Linked DNA regions of Mus musculus: region 2 is linked to region 1. The links are chromatin contacts, found by Hi-C in ENCODE. All regions are on one chromosome and are shown on one strand. Each heading gives the region's core, a stretch centred on a gene start or an enhancer-like site at or near the end of the contact. The rest is flanking DNA. Distances are from core to core; before and after follow the strand shown.

Region 1 (7,266 bases), core at 916-3,415:
ACTTAAAGACTACAATGTTTCAAACATAAGTGTACCATTCTGGCTAGTGCCCCTGCTGTGGGACTAGAGAGACACATAGTGGGAAAAGCTTTAGTCCATAGCCAGTGTGAGTTCACAACTTAACTGTCTCTCGAGTTAATTACCTTCAGAAGTATCAACTTCACTATCAACTCAAAGATTGCCTGCACCCAAGTTCAATTGCAAGCCAAGAGCCTCCGTGCCTTCTCTCTGAGTTTTTACCACCCCTGAAAAGGGCAGAATACAAACTGTCTCTCAGTACATTGTTAGCTTGGCTCAGGTAATTCAGGTTATGTTTTGGAAACAAATGGGTAAAGACAAATTCCCAGTTGGTTTAAAGGTTTGTGCATTTAGAGCTCCACAAGAGAAAGCGTGAATCTGTCCTCACAGGGCTCACTGTGAGGCTCCCTGTTGGGCTCACACGGGAGAGCCACAGTGTTTGCCCAGCCCTCCGCTTCTCAGCATGGGATCTATGTGAAGCAGGGCTAGGGGAACCCAGAACGACAAACCCCACACACTAAGTGCTCAAAGCACCCCTGAGCATCTGTGACCATTCCAGTCTTCATGCTCATCTTAAACCACCTTTAGGAAAGGGGTCGATGGCCGAGACTATTTAAGGAGGATGAACTCTATGCACCATAAAGGTAGACTGTGTCTGATCACTGAGGCCCAATGGGAGTGCTGCTTTCTACAAAAACTAAAGAGAGGCACAAACTATAGCCTCATTCCTTTCTTAAATGACTGTTTATATTTTCCTTTTCTCATCAAAAATTTTTAAAAATAAATAATAAGGGGCTGGAGGGAGACCTCAGCTAAGTGGTTAAGAGCACTGTTCTTACAGAGGACCCAGATTCATTTCCCAGAACCCACAATTGGTTCACAATCACATCTAACTCCAATCCTAGGAGACCCAGTACCCTCTTCCAACCTTCAAAGGCACCAAACATGCATGTGGTATACATTCATGCATACAGACGAACATCCATACACCAAAATATAAACAAAATTAAAAAAAAAAAACACATAATCAAGATGAGCATGTAAAGGAGATTTTTTTTAAGCTGTAGAATAAACAAAAGCAAACGAAAAATGTTTTCATAATAAGTGTTAAAAAAAAATACTTTACTATAGCCAAACATTACAAACCAGGAACACGAAGTACTTCATCAAGGCCTCCACTTTCCTAATTTTGTCACTGATGTCATGAAAAGAAAAATGCCAACAAAACTGTAGTGACTTCAGCCGGGTATTGGTGGCACACACCACAATGTCAGCACTAAGGTGGCCTCGCGGATGGAGTCTGCCTTTCTTGAGAGGAAGAAGCACATAAAAGCATAAAATGTGAAGAAAACCAAATTTTGAGCACGAGCCATTAAAGTGGGAGTGTGGGGCTAGCCTGAGCTACACAGCACGATCCTGTCTCAAAAACATAAATAAACAAGAGGAGGGGGAGGAGAAAAGAGGGAGGGAAGGGGGGAAGGGAGAGAAGGGCAAGGGAGGAGAGGAGAGGGGAGAGGAAGGGAAGGAAGGAGGGGAGGAGGGCAGCATTAGTTTAAGGAGCTAACTCTAAAATAAGCAAAGCATAATCTAGGGATATACTGTGAAAAACTGAAGCTCAGAAGGAAGTCGAATGTTTATTTCCCTTTATAGCTCCCGGCTCTCAGTCAACAGCCGCCACAGATGGTCCCAGCCCCAGACTGTTCTGTGCTGCTCACAACACTTGAAGACGAGGCACGCTACCTTTTCCAAAACTTCCTGTCCGCACCTGGTGCTCTGCTCGTCCCACCACAACATACACCAAGGTCTGGTTCCCATGTGGTGGTGTTGAGAGGGATAGCTTAGCAAAAGACATGAAGGAGGAGGCAGGGCTCTGAGAAGAAGGAAGCATATGTAAGGTTTACGAAAACAACGCTTCAGCACCAGTCACCAGGTCTGACTGGGACACAACCATCCTGCCAGTTATCGATGCATATGGCTGCTTCTCACCCCCAACAGCCTCACACGCAGGCTAACTCGGTCGCTCTTTGGCCCTTTCCAGAGTGCCATCCTCCGAGTTAAATCGGAGGGAAGCTTATCTCAACTCAAGCAGCATTTGACCATGTCGTGGTGCACGTTAGAAATGCATCCTAGAAATCCACAGAAACAAGCTTAGTGAGCCATCCCCACCCACACAGGGTTTATGTTACAGACAACAGTGTTAACTCTAATGTGAGGGCTGCAGCTGCAGGCAAGAGCGGATAAGAACCCCCACCCTTGGCCCAGTCCATGCCAATGAAACGCTGGGCAGAAAACAGAGGGCATCTAAGGACTGTGAAATGTAAATGGGAACACGGAGACTGGGGAATGGAAACAAACTCAGAATACCTTCAGAATAGTGCCCAATTCTCCTCTTTCACCCTGGTCTCCGGGTATCACCCAGTGCAGATTCAAAGGCAGCCTGGCACTCGAAAACATGCAGTGTGTATAGACAAAATTAAAGAGAGAGAGAGAGAGACAGAGAGAGAGACAGAGAGAGAGACAGAGAGAGAGAGAGAGAGAGAGAGAGAGAGAGAGAGAGAGAGAGAGAAAGAAAAGAAAAGCTCCTTGCTTCCTAGACCAAGGAGCAAAACAAAACCAAAAACCTCCACAGTCAGGGGTCTCACAAGAGCCTTGATTTTTTTGATCATTCCCACCCAGACCCAGTCAGGACCTGCAGGGCCAAAGAGCAGGGCCAATCAGCTGGGTGGACACCAAACTCCAAGAGAATGCATCTCCCAAGGAGAGCTACCATCTCCAAGGCACAGGGTGAAATCCCATTGCTTTTTTTTTTTTTTTTTTCCTAGCTATTTACTGCCTGATCCTGGACACAGACAAAGAAAATAATCCATCCCAGTAGAGAATTACATGCTCTGACTTTCTATCTAAAGGTTGGTGGGAAAGGGCTTGAGGAAATAGGAAATTATCAGAGCGCCTGCAGAGAGGAACTCAGGAGGGTTATACAACCAAGTACCATCGTTCCCACTCAACTGTCTGCTCGGGATCTGACCCTAAACAGCAGCGCCAGTGGCCTTGAGATTTCCCACTCTGGGACAGCTCACTTCCCAGCTTTCAGCCTGGAGAACAGACACAAAAGGCATCATAAGACTGAGCAGAGACGGCCCACAGAAGAAAAGTCAAAGAGCTCAATTACCTGTCGGCATAAGACATGGACAAACCATAGATAGCATCGGAAGACAGCGGTGGCGTCCCTTATTGCTAGGCTTGGGACCAGAAGTGGTCGCTCAGGATGTTTCAGAGGGTAAATACCTCCATGTACTTAACTCGGTACTTTTGGAATGAGATCCAAGTTAAGGCACAACATTTGTTTTCATTTCCTTTGGACCTTGCATTTAAAGGGATCGTATGTATGATCATATGTATGTTCTGTGCATCTCTACAGATGTGAGATTTTCTACCATGATATCTTATTATGTCCGTTTTCAGATTTTTGCATTTTGGAGCATTTTTGGATTTCAGATTCTCAGATTAGATATGTTCAACCTATGTTTAAGAATGCCCATAATAGAACCCAAATTTACTGAGGCAAGACAGCTTGCAATGGAAGGGCAATCAACCCTCATGACATGGGTATCAGAATAATCAAAGAACTTAGAGGAACTACTGGGAGCATCTCTAGGAAGGCAGAATAGTCTTGTACAGATAGAAGGATAGTAAGTTTATCCTCCCCTCACACACAAAGAAATCCTAGAGCTGATCAAAAAAAAAAAAAAAACATAAAGACAAAACTTTTCAAATGTCACCAGATGGATGCCATGTCACGATGGAGGTGACAGAAGAAACAGTGAGTGAGCCTGACGTAGAGGAGTAGCTTATCCAAAGAAACCTGAGAAAAGCAGTGTAAGAGCAGAGAGAGCCTCCGAGACCTGTGGGGAATGCTAGCATGTCTAACATTCACAGCTCCAGCATCTCAGAAGAAGGGAAAATACTTAAAAAAATAAAAGACTGTAAGTTCTCATATTTGGCGAGAAAGATAAATTTACAGTTCCAAGAAATGCAGAGTCCACCACCAGACAGATCATAATCGAGCTGCTAAAAACTAGAGACAATTGAAAAGTCTAGAAGAAAGCAATATATATCAGGAATAATGGTTTCTGATAATTATGGATTTCCCAGAAGGAGCCATGGGATCACACGGCAGAATGCAGTGCTAAAGAAGGTAACTGACAATCCAGAAGTCTGTGTCAGCGACAAACAGCCTTCTAAACTGAGGCAGAAATGGAACAAAACTGTAGAAATCATTCTACCAACAAACATATGCTAGATAGAATGGACAAGTTCTTAGGAGAAAATACTGGCAAAAAGAAGATCCAGGACATAGAAAGTCAGAATAGGCCTGCAATAAATAGCAATACTGATTATTAATTTTAAAACTTCCTACAGGGAAAAGTCTAAGCCCAAACTGCTTACCTGGAAAAGTCTTCCAACTGTTTAAAGAATTCATATCAATCCCTCATAAGTACAAGACAGAAGTAGAGGGAATACATAAAAACACCAAAGATATCTAAAAAAAAAAAAAGACTAACATCATTTATGAATATAGGCATTAGAAATATCATCAAACTACTGGAGAGATGGCTCAGCACGTAAGAGCACTTGCTAACCTTCTCAAAGACTCAGGTCGGTTCCCAGCACCCACACAACAGCTCACAACCATCCACAACTCCAGTTCCACGCTCTCTGACCTCCATAGGCACTAGGCACATACACGGTGCACATGCAGGCGAAACACTCATACACATTAAATGAATGATTTAAAAAAAAATCTTAAATGATCATCCACTAAGTACTAGGACACTGAATCCTTTATATAAACATACACAAGTTTTGTCCATGATCAAGTAAGACATATCTCCAAAAGGTGAGATTATAGTCAAAGAGGAAACCATGCAGTATACCCTGCAGACGATATAAAGCACAGAGAGCATGTGACCTCTCCATAGCGGTAGAAAAGTCATTTGATTAAATCCAGGACTTCTCACAGCAAAACCATTCAGTAACCTTAGCAACAAGAGGAACTGGGGGAACCTCAGTCTAAAGAAGGCCACACAATGCTTCCAGCTACATCAAATATAATGGGGAAAGACTGACTGTGTCTCCAGTGACCCAGAACAATAAGCCTGCTTTAAATGAAGTAATAATAATACATGCAAATAACTCAAAGAAGCATACTATATTCATGAACTGGAAAAACGACACTTGAGGTACCAATTCCACCCAAACTGATCTATAGACTAAAAGCAGTCAAAGTCACATCAGGTATGTATTTATTTATCATTAATTTAGGTTTGGTTTAGAAAGCAACAACTTAAAATTTATGTGAAAAGAAAGAGGAATTCCCTCCTACAGGAGGTAAAACAACTTTGAATGAAATTGGAACTCATGGCATTCAATTGTAAGACGTGTAACAAAGCTACAGAAAGCAAGCAGTGTTTTCTGAGGGATGGCTAGACACAGATCAGGGGACAGAATGAGTCACAATGGCCAAATGATTTTTAACAAATACTCAAAGTCACCTGGGAAAGATAGCCATGAAACCATCAGAAACTTACAACAACAGGAAACCTACAAGAGCCTCATGCAGCCTAGAAAAAAAAAAAATCACTCAAAATCGGTCTGAAACCTTTATGATAAAACTATAAAGCTTCCAAGATGAACACACTACAGGAAATCTTTATAGCCTGTAATTGGTGAAATCATTGAATATGACACAAAAAGCATGTCCAATTTAAAAAAAAAAAACTGAAAATGTTCGCCCTGCAAGAACACTGAATAAAAAGATGAACTTCAGACAATGCTTGCCAATCACATATCTGTTGCAAACACTGGATGGAGGGCACACAGGGGCTTGCCCAGTCCTGCAGTAAGAAAGCAACGTGACCAGTGTTGGAAATGAGGAGACCTGCACTGAGGAGGGCAAGCCATTGGGACTCAGTCAGGGATGATGCTCCCCGGCATCCACTAAGTTACCACACACTAATTAGAAAAGGTTTAGATAAAAAATGTGGACACTCGTAAGTGCTGGAAAGGGTTCAAAGCCACTGAAACTCTTACACATTTCCAATAGAAATGTCAGGTGGCCTCACGGCTTCTGGCAACAGTGTCTTATGGTGTTTAAACACACCAAGTATATGATCTAGGGATCCCAGTCCTTAAGGGTAGACCCAAGAGAAATGAAAAATGAACATTTCCAGAGAAACCTGCATGTTGACAAGAGCTCTGCTCATGACCATCAAAGACTGTGCAGAACACAAAGTCCCTTCAACAGAAGAATGGTTAAAAGGTAGCACAGCTATAAACACAATAATAACGATCCATCAAAAGGAGCTAACAAGTGAGATACACTATTGAGCGTGGGTGAGGCTCAAGGGCATTATGCTGAGTGATTCTATTTGTAGGACATTCTAGAAACAGCAAAATTCTATCATGTATCACTAGTTGCCAAGGTATCTTCATTTGGATTTTAATTGCTGTAAAAAAAAAAAAAAAAACACCATGGTCAAGGCAACTCTTATAAAAGAAAACATTTGATTTAGGACTAGCTTATAGTTTCAGAGGTTCCATCCATTATCATCATGTGGGAAGCATGACAGCGTCCAGGAAGACATGGTGCTGAAGAAGGAGCTGAGAGTTCTACATCTTGATCTACAGGCAGCCAAGAGGAGACTGGATGTGTTTCATAGTGGGCACAGCTTGAGCATTTAAGACCTCAAAGCCCTGCCCCTACAGTGACACAATTCCTCTAACAAGACCACTTGTTACCACTCTCTAAAGTACCACTCTCTACAGTCAAGCACTCAAACATGAATCTAGGGAGGCCATTCCTATTCAAATCACCACACAAGGATTCTAATAAAAGAGAAGTGTAACCACAACGGGGCAGGATAAATAAATATGGGGGAGTGTGGTAGAACTGTTAGGAATATTGATTGTGGTAGTAGATAAAATAATCCAAAGAACACACACACACACACACACCCTCTATGTTAATTCTTTAAAATAAATAAGGAAAAATCCTAGAAGGGCTCATCAAGCAAAGGCAAGGAGAGGAACCAGGGTGAGAAGCAGGTGAACACTCTCCTGTGAGGGGAACACAGCTTGAGCCCCCTTCTCCCTGCATCAGGTCACAGAGGAGGAACGGAACATCGCTGGGCACGATCTGAATTGGACACAGGGATGAGCCCCTGGGTGACAGTGCTGGACCCCCAGGGT
Region 2 (7,166 bases), core at 3,044-5,543, 170 kb after region 1:
AAACCTAGGCCTCTTCCATAAAGCTGTATCCCCGAGTTCAGCTTGCTGCTGTCGCTCGTGCTGAGAAGCAAAGCCATGAACTCACGCAGCTGGTCAGACACTTCACTGTTGATCACTCAGCCCAAAGCCAACTTGAGTTTGAAATTTAAGTTCACCAAATGTTTTGCCATTAAGCTAATGGCCAGGTTTCCCTCCTACCTTCTGAAAGTGCAGTGGAGTTGAACTACAACCAACAAGTAACAACTCAAGAACCACATGGCCAGGCAAGGGAGACTAGATAGAAAAGATAGAGGCAGGAGGGTCAGAGATTCAAGGACAGCTTCAACTACATAGCACATTCTAGACCAGTCTGGGCTACAAGACTCTCTCTCTCTCTCTCTCTCTCTCTCTCTCTCTCTCTCTCTCTCTCTCTCTCTCTCTCACACACACACACACACACACACACACACACACACCTCTAAGTTGCCTTTAAAAAACCCTGATAGGAAGCTAGTTGCAAGGATCTCAGGAGGCTGAAGCAGGAGACCAAAGAGCTCAAAGACAGGATGAGCTACAAAGTAAGCCCCTATCTAAAAAAAAAAAATAATAATAACAAAGATTAATACTTCTTAATATGGATGTGCACATGCACTCATTTATTTCTGTATACCACATGTGAACCTGGTGCCTGCAGAGTTTAAAAGACTGTGTTAGATCCCCCAGAGCTGGACTTACAGTTGCTTGTGAGCTGCCATGTAGATCCTGTCAATCAAACCCCAGTCCTCTGGAACAGCAGCGAATGTTCTTAATCACTGAGTCATCTCCCCAGACCCCCAAAGGAAATTTCTTTACATTACTCAATATCAAAGTTTGCTTACAATAAATGTCACAGAAACTAAGTTTAAACAAATTGATTCAACTATATATCATTTAAAACTTGTAAAATACCATTTTTAATAAGATGAAATTCTCATAACATAAAACTTGCCATTTTAACCATTATAAAATGTGTGATTCAGTACAGTCATAGGATTTTGCAACAAACACCACTGCCCAATTGCAGAATATTTCTTCCCCACCAGATGTAGTGGCACATGCCTGCAGTTCCAGCAGTTGAGAGCTGAAGGCAAGAAAATTGGGAAATCAAGGCCAGCTTTGACTATACTACAAGTTAGAAGCCAATCTGGGATATAAGGGACTTTGCCTCATAGATATGCCTATTCTGAATACCTCGTGTGTGTGTGTGTGTGTGTGTGTGTGTGTGTGTGTGTGTGTGTGTGTGTGTGTATGTATGTATACTATATAGCCTTTTCTGTTTGGCATCTTAGCATGATGCAGTCAAAATTCACCCACTGCCCACTGCAATGTCATGTATCAGAGCTTCGTTTCTTTTAGTGTTTGCATAATCAAATTACATAGATCTAGCATGTTTTCTTTATCTGTACATCAAAGGATAAACATATGGGTCATGTCCTCCCTTTGGCTGTTGGGAATAAAGCTTCTATTTAAGTATCTGTGTACAAGTATGTGTGCGAAGGTATGTTTTCAATTTTCTTGCACATGCCAGGAAATGGGATTTCTATGTTATATGGTAATTTCTATGTTATATGGTAATTTTAACATCCTGAAGAACTGCCAGATTATTTTCCAAAATGGCTACAACATTTTGGGTCGCAATGTATGAGGCTCCAATTTCTCCACATCTTTGTCAGCCCTTACAGTCTGATGCTATCATTATTGTTATTATTGCTGTTATTATAGCCATCCTAGTAGGTGTGAGAATGGTATCTCACCATGATTTATTTCCCCAGTGAGAATTACATATGGTCAAAAATATTAGCTGCTATGATTTTATATATAAATTATATTACACCATAAAATGTAAATGTGTATATTAAATAAAATATCTATTTATATATTACAAATGAGTTTTATCACTTTTAAAATACAGCTTGTAATTGTCCTCTCCATCCTCTCTTACCTGTAGAAGAGTAGGCTCTCTACAAGCAAATGAGCGAATGATAGTTTAAGATAAACAGCCATGTGAAGTGTCTGAAGGTTAGAGAGGGAAACTAGAAATGTTAGAGAAGCTAAAGGCAAAAATAAGTTTCTCAGTCTGTGGTTAAACTCTGGCCACTTGTCAACTAGATCTACGTTTCCAAGAGCAAAGCAGTTCACGTCTTCAGGAATGTTTAACGCAATGTCTTCCTGATTGCGCCCTTCTCTGCTGGGAAGGCAATACAATATTGTCCAAAAGAAACGAGGATTAAGAAACCTGAGTCTGGGCTCTGATTTCACCACTAACTCTGTAACCCTGGAGATCTGCTACTTCCCTGCCCTTGGTATTCTAACAGAGGGAAGGACAGAGCAGGAGAGGGAGGGAGGAAACAGGAGAGAAAGAGACAGAGCGGAGAAGGAAGGAAAGAGGAGAGAGCAGGAGGAGGGAGGGAGGGAGGAAGGGAGGGAGGGAGGGAGGGAACAGCGGGCAGGGAGAGAGAAGGCAAGTGCGGTCAGTCAGATGATTAGGGACTGCACGCTGAAATCTCTTTGCAGCTCTTCCCAGCCAGCGTTTGTATCTGTGCTTGCTAACCTTGTTCATAGCAAACTCCTGTCACATCGGCTTCAGTGAGCAAAGAATAATGCCCCAAATAACCTCCTCTCCTCCTGCAATCTCTGCCCAAGAATTGGCATCCATACATCTGGAGGAGAGGAAGTTTCTATGCCAAGCTCACAGATGGGGATGCATGTTGACTCCCCAAGGACCTCAGGGAAGATGTGCAGAGCAAATGTCCCTTGGAAATCACGACATGAGCCCATAGGTCGGAGGAGCTGTGTTGTTAGAAGATGCAAATAGAAGGCTGCTACCATTCCACACAGTGTACAGTCAGCCAGTGTACATCAAGCAGAGACGAACCAATTGACTAGGAACACAACAGGGCACAAAATGAAGCCCTTGTACTCATAAGGTCTGCAGGCAAGTGGGGAAGGATTTCAATAAAACAAACATGTGTGCAAATGTGTATACATGTAGATGCATTATGTACACATATGTGTGTGTACCTGTGTATGCATCTATATGTGTGTGTGTGTGTGTGTGTGTGTGTGTGTGTGAAAACAGTTAAAGGAACAGAAAGTTGTATTGAGAATATGGAAGAAAAGTTGAAAGCAAGTTGCAATTATGAACAGTGCATGTCAGGTACAGATATAGCTCATTTGACCATGTTACCTAGCATGCCCAAAGCCCTGAGTTCAGTTTTCCTGTATCTCATAAACTAGGTATGTGATATACACCTGTAACTCTAGCACACGGGAGGTGAAGTCAGGAGGATCAGAGGTTCAAGGTCATTCTTGGGCATGTAGCAACTTAGAGACCAGTCTGGAATACATAAGACACTGACTCTAATTAATCAGTGAGAGTGGAGTTGCACTTGATTAACTAAGTCACATATAAACAAAGAACTGAACAACAGGGACAAGAGGCATGTGGAGAAGAGCACTCTAAGCAGGACAGTAAGTGCAGACTGTGAGGTGTGTCTCTGAGATGAGTGAGGAGGTCACTGGGGCTGACTCAGGTCATCAAGGCAGAGACTAGCGGGATGGGTCTGACGGCGTGAGAGCAAAGCGTTGCTCGCAGGATGGACAATGTGTGCGCTTTGGCTTTTATTCTGAGCAATGTGGTGATCTACTGAATGATTCTTAGCAAAGAACGCCATGACTTAACTTGTCTTAAAACAATCTCTAAAGCTAAGTATGTCCATAGAGGTGGTGGCAGAAACTCCCGTCAGCTGTTTATACATTACCCAATGGGCTAGGGAGACGGTTCGATGGATAAGCACGCTGGCTATGGAGACAAGAAAATCTGAATTTGAATCCCTAGCACCCACATAAAAGCTGGCACAGCCATGCCTGTAACTCTAGCACGGGGGCGGGGAGGAGGAAGGGTGGGCAGAGACCGACAGGCTGATCCTGGGAACTCACTGGCCAGCCAGAGTAGCTGAAACAGCAAGCCTTCCTTAGGTTCAGTGAGAGACTTTGTCTCAAAAAATAACCTGGTTGGCCATAGAGTAAGACACCTGAATCCTTCTCCAGCCTGTCTAAATACACACACACACACACACACACACACACACACACACACACACCTTTATATACACTACATCCACACAACACACATGAAAACAGATAGGCTTCCCTAAGCACAAAAAGCATCAAGGAACAAAATGAGGAACTAGGTTCTGAGTGCATTTTGGAAGAAGAGCCAGCAGAATGTGACATAGATGCAATGCAGGGAGTGGGGGTGTGAGGAAGTGAGGCATGGCTGCTAAGTTTCTGAGCCGAGCAACTAGAGAAGCAGCTGTGGGTGGAAGACATTGGAGGCAGGGGGTGACCCCCAAGGTCAGTTCTGGGCATGCTGACTGTGCAGTGCATGTTGGGAAACAGAGAGGAGATGAACAAAAAGTTCTGGAAGTAGAGGGAAAGTCCTTGCTAGGGGTATAAATTTAGGAGTTGATGACGTCATTTCCTGGCTAAGCTCAAGTGTAGGAGTTAATGGCAATGTACAGCATTTAAATCTACAAGCCTGGGGGTGCCTGGGGAGTGCTGGGGAAAAGAGATCCCTCAGCTGAGGGGTAAAGGCTCCCCAACATTAAGAGGATCAGAAGAGAAGGAGGAGGCATGGAAAAAACTGAGAGCTGTACCCCAAGACAGGAGGCATAGGAAAGAGAGGGTGCTCAGAAAGGCAGAAGAAGGAAGTGGGGGCTGTCCCTGATAAAGATGGGAGCTCAAGGTCGTGTGCATAGTGCTGTCATTACAGAGATGTCAGGGGTGGGCAGATGCAAGCAGGTGGCAGTGGATCGATGGCTTCGGGAGCTAGGGCTGAGCACTGGAGTAACACGCAGTGAATCTGGCATATCCTTTGGAGATTAGGAAAATATTCTGGGATTAGAAATTGCTGATGTATCCACAGATTTATGAATGAATGAATGAAAAACCTAGCTGGATGTGGTGGTTCGTCCCTATGAGCCCAACACTCAGGAGGACCATAAAGTTAAGGCTAGCCTGGGCTACAGAAAGAAACCTGTCTCAAAAAAGAAAAAGAAAAAATACTAAGTTGCACGCTTTAGAAAAGTGAGTCTCATGGGACATAAATTAGACCTCTTTTTTAATATGCAAAACAGTGAAGCCTCTGGCTTGACCATGGGATGTAGCTATGTGGATAGCAATGGCAAGAGCTGCTAGTGGTCACTAGCTTGATGAGAAGGAGGGGAGGAGAATGGTGACCTCAGAGCACAGATGTTAACATAACAGCTGGGGTGTAACAACACACGCCTGCTATGCTGAAATGTGTTCCCGGAGGCTTGCAAAAAAGGAGCTCATATCAAACTCACTATTTTGAGACTGGTAAATAAGGGGAGGAAATTATCTTGAGGTTGATAGAGAGATAGAGGAGAGCCATTGGAGAGAGAAAACTTCAGCAAAGAAAACAGTACAAGACAGCCCAGAGATGGGACAAAAGGAGACCTTTGGGAAAGGGGAATTTTCTGGACCAATGCTCTAGTGTGAGCATCAGACAGCTCCCTCAAGCACAGCCAACAGTATGATCTCCCAACAATATTATGCCAGAGAAAGGGATTTCTTAGCAGAGAAAACCTGTCACCTAGTTTGCTACATTCAAGGGATGCCAAGACTCATATGAACCTGCAGTACTTCCCGTGCCTAGGGACTCAGCCTTGAAAAGATTGCTTTCTCTGGGCCATGATTACTCTTTACCAATAACATCTCCACTTCACCTAAAATAATCTACCACAAGGGCCTTTCTGTGATCTTGAAAAACTATGTTTAGCTTTTTAAAGAGGAAATAATACTGAAATCAAAGTCCATAACCCCATTGCCCAGACACCGTTTCTCTTCTCAATAGACATAGTGTAATAAGTAGAAACCTCCCCTACCATGCAGTTTTATTCTCTATAGATAACCACAGCTCTTTATCTTTGAAGCAAAAAAAAAAAAATACACCTCTTATAAATAGTTGAATTAAAATTTATACACAAAGCCAGGATGCTCCAATTCTCTACCTTGCCCCTTACTGTTTCCTATCTTGGCAGTCCTCGCCAGCCCATTTATTTGAATGGTCACGGTGCACTTTTAAAAAGTGCTTTGAACTTTATCGTATCTAAGTCTCATCAAAATACAGTGAGAAAAGAATATCTCTATTTTGCAGACAAGGAAACTGACCCAGAAGGAGATTAAGTGGCCGGTTGGAAGTCTCAAGGGAGCCGAAGTTGAGGTAACGGTAGACGCTGGCTTCCTCTTACTCACTGTACCGCTGCGCCCCCCAGTGGCACTCAAATGACATTTCCGCCCGCAGCTCCACAGTTGCCATACATTGTATCTTCTGCGAGGACACATTTTGTCCTCAGAGTCCTTCAGTTTTTAAGAAACATTTCATCTGAGCTAAGACCATCACACTCTAAGGTAATATGTATCTTTATCCGCTCTTCCATCTGGCAGTTTAAGGAAATCTTATTATAATTTCACTTATCACAACCAGAAAACTCTGAGATGGAGGGGGAGCAGGAGCAGGAGGAGGCGCAGGAGGAGGAGCAGGAGGAGGGGCAGCCGCCTGACACTGCCTAGATGACCGGGAACCAAAGGTAGGACGGCCAAGAGAACCAGAATAGAACCAATATAACTGAAAATAAAGTCAGTGAAATGATTCCTAATGAGGTTCTGCTATACTGGGAGATCAGAGTCTAGCCCAGTTGCCATCAAAGGGGCATCCATCATCAAGCAACTGATGGGGAGCAGATGCAGAAACCCGCATCCAAACATTAGGTGGAGCTTAGGGAGCCCCACAGATCTTGTGATCTTGAAATCAGGGAAGACAGGGAAGAAAGATTGTAGGAGCCAGAGCTGTCAAGGACACCACAAGAACACAGCCCACCGAATCAACTAAGCAGAGTTCATGGGGCCTCACAGAGACTGAAGCACAAGCAAGCACTAACGCTGTACGGGTCTGAGCTAGGTCCTCTGCATATACCTTATGTTTGTGTAGCTTGGTGTTCTTGTGGGACTCCTAACAGTGGAAAGGGGGAGGGGGGTTGTCTGACTCTTTTTCCTGTACTTGGGACCCCATTCCTCCCACTTAGTTGGATATCTGTGGGATATCTCTTTTTTGTTTGTTTGTT

Evidence for each region. A loop is a pair of places that touch in the nucleus more often than their neighbours do.
Region 2: a loop to region 1 is called in a map of left cerebral cortex, with 3 times the contacts of the local background. The contact joins the promoter of 4831407H17Rik here to the enhancer-like site in region 1. A Hi-C loop is called at or near these places in 1 of 37 maps with a recorded cell type or tissue (left cerebral cortex).

Annotation. Positions count from the first base shown.
Region 1 is chr14:30,282,435-30,289,700 of GRCm38, forward strand. All of the region lies in intron 3 of Cacna1d (calcium channel, voltage-dependent, L type, alpha 1D subunit), which reads right to left. Among named protein-coding and RNA genes, the nearest start is that of Gm52107, 62 kb to the left of the region's middle. Within about 2 kb of position 2,166, at least 1 of the 3 ENCODE cell types and tissues checked has a DNase peak (open chromatin) inside an H3K27ac peak, as active enhancers do; it is left cerebral cortex, where a contact is called at or near this core.
Region 2 is chr14:30,453,743-30,460,908 of GRCm38, forward strand. It overlaps 4831407H17Rik (RIKEN cDNA 4831407H17 gene), which reads left to right and starts at 4,294. Exons shown (of 4, transcript NR_131095.1): 1 at 4,294-4,374; 2 at 6,200-6,265; 3 at 6,347-6,632. It also overlaps a transcript of Cacna1d not described here.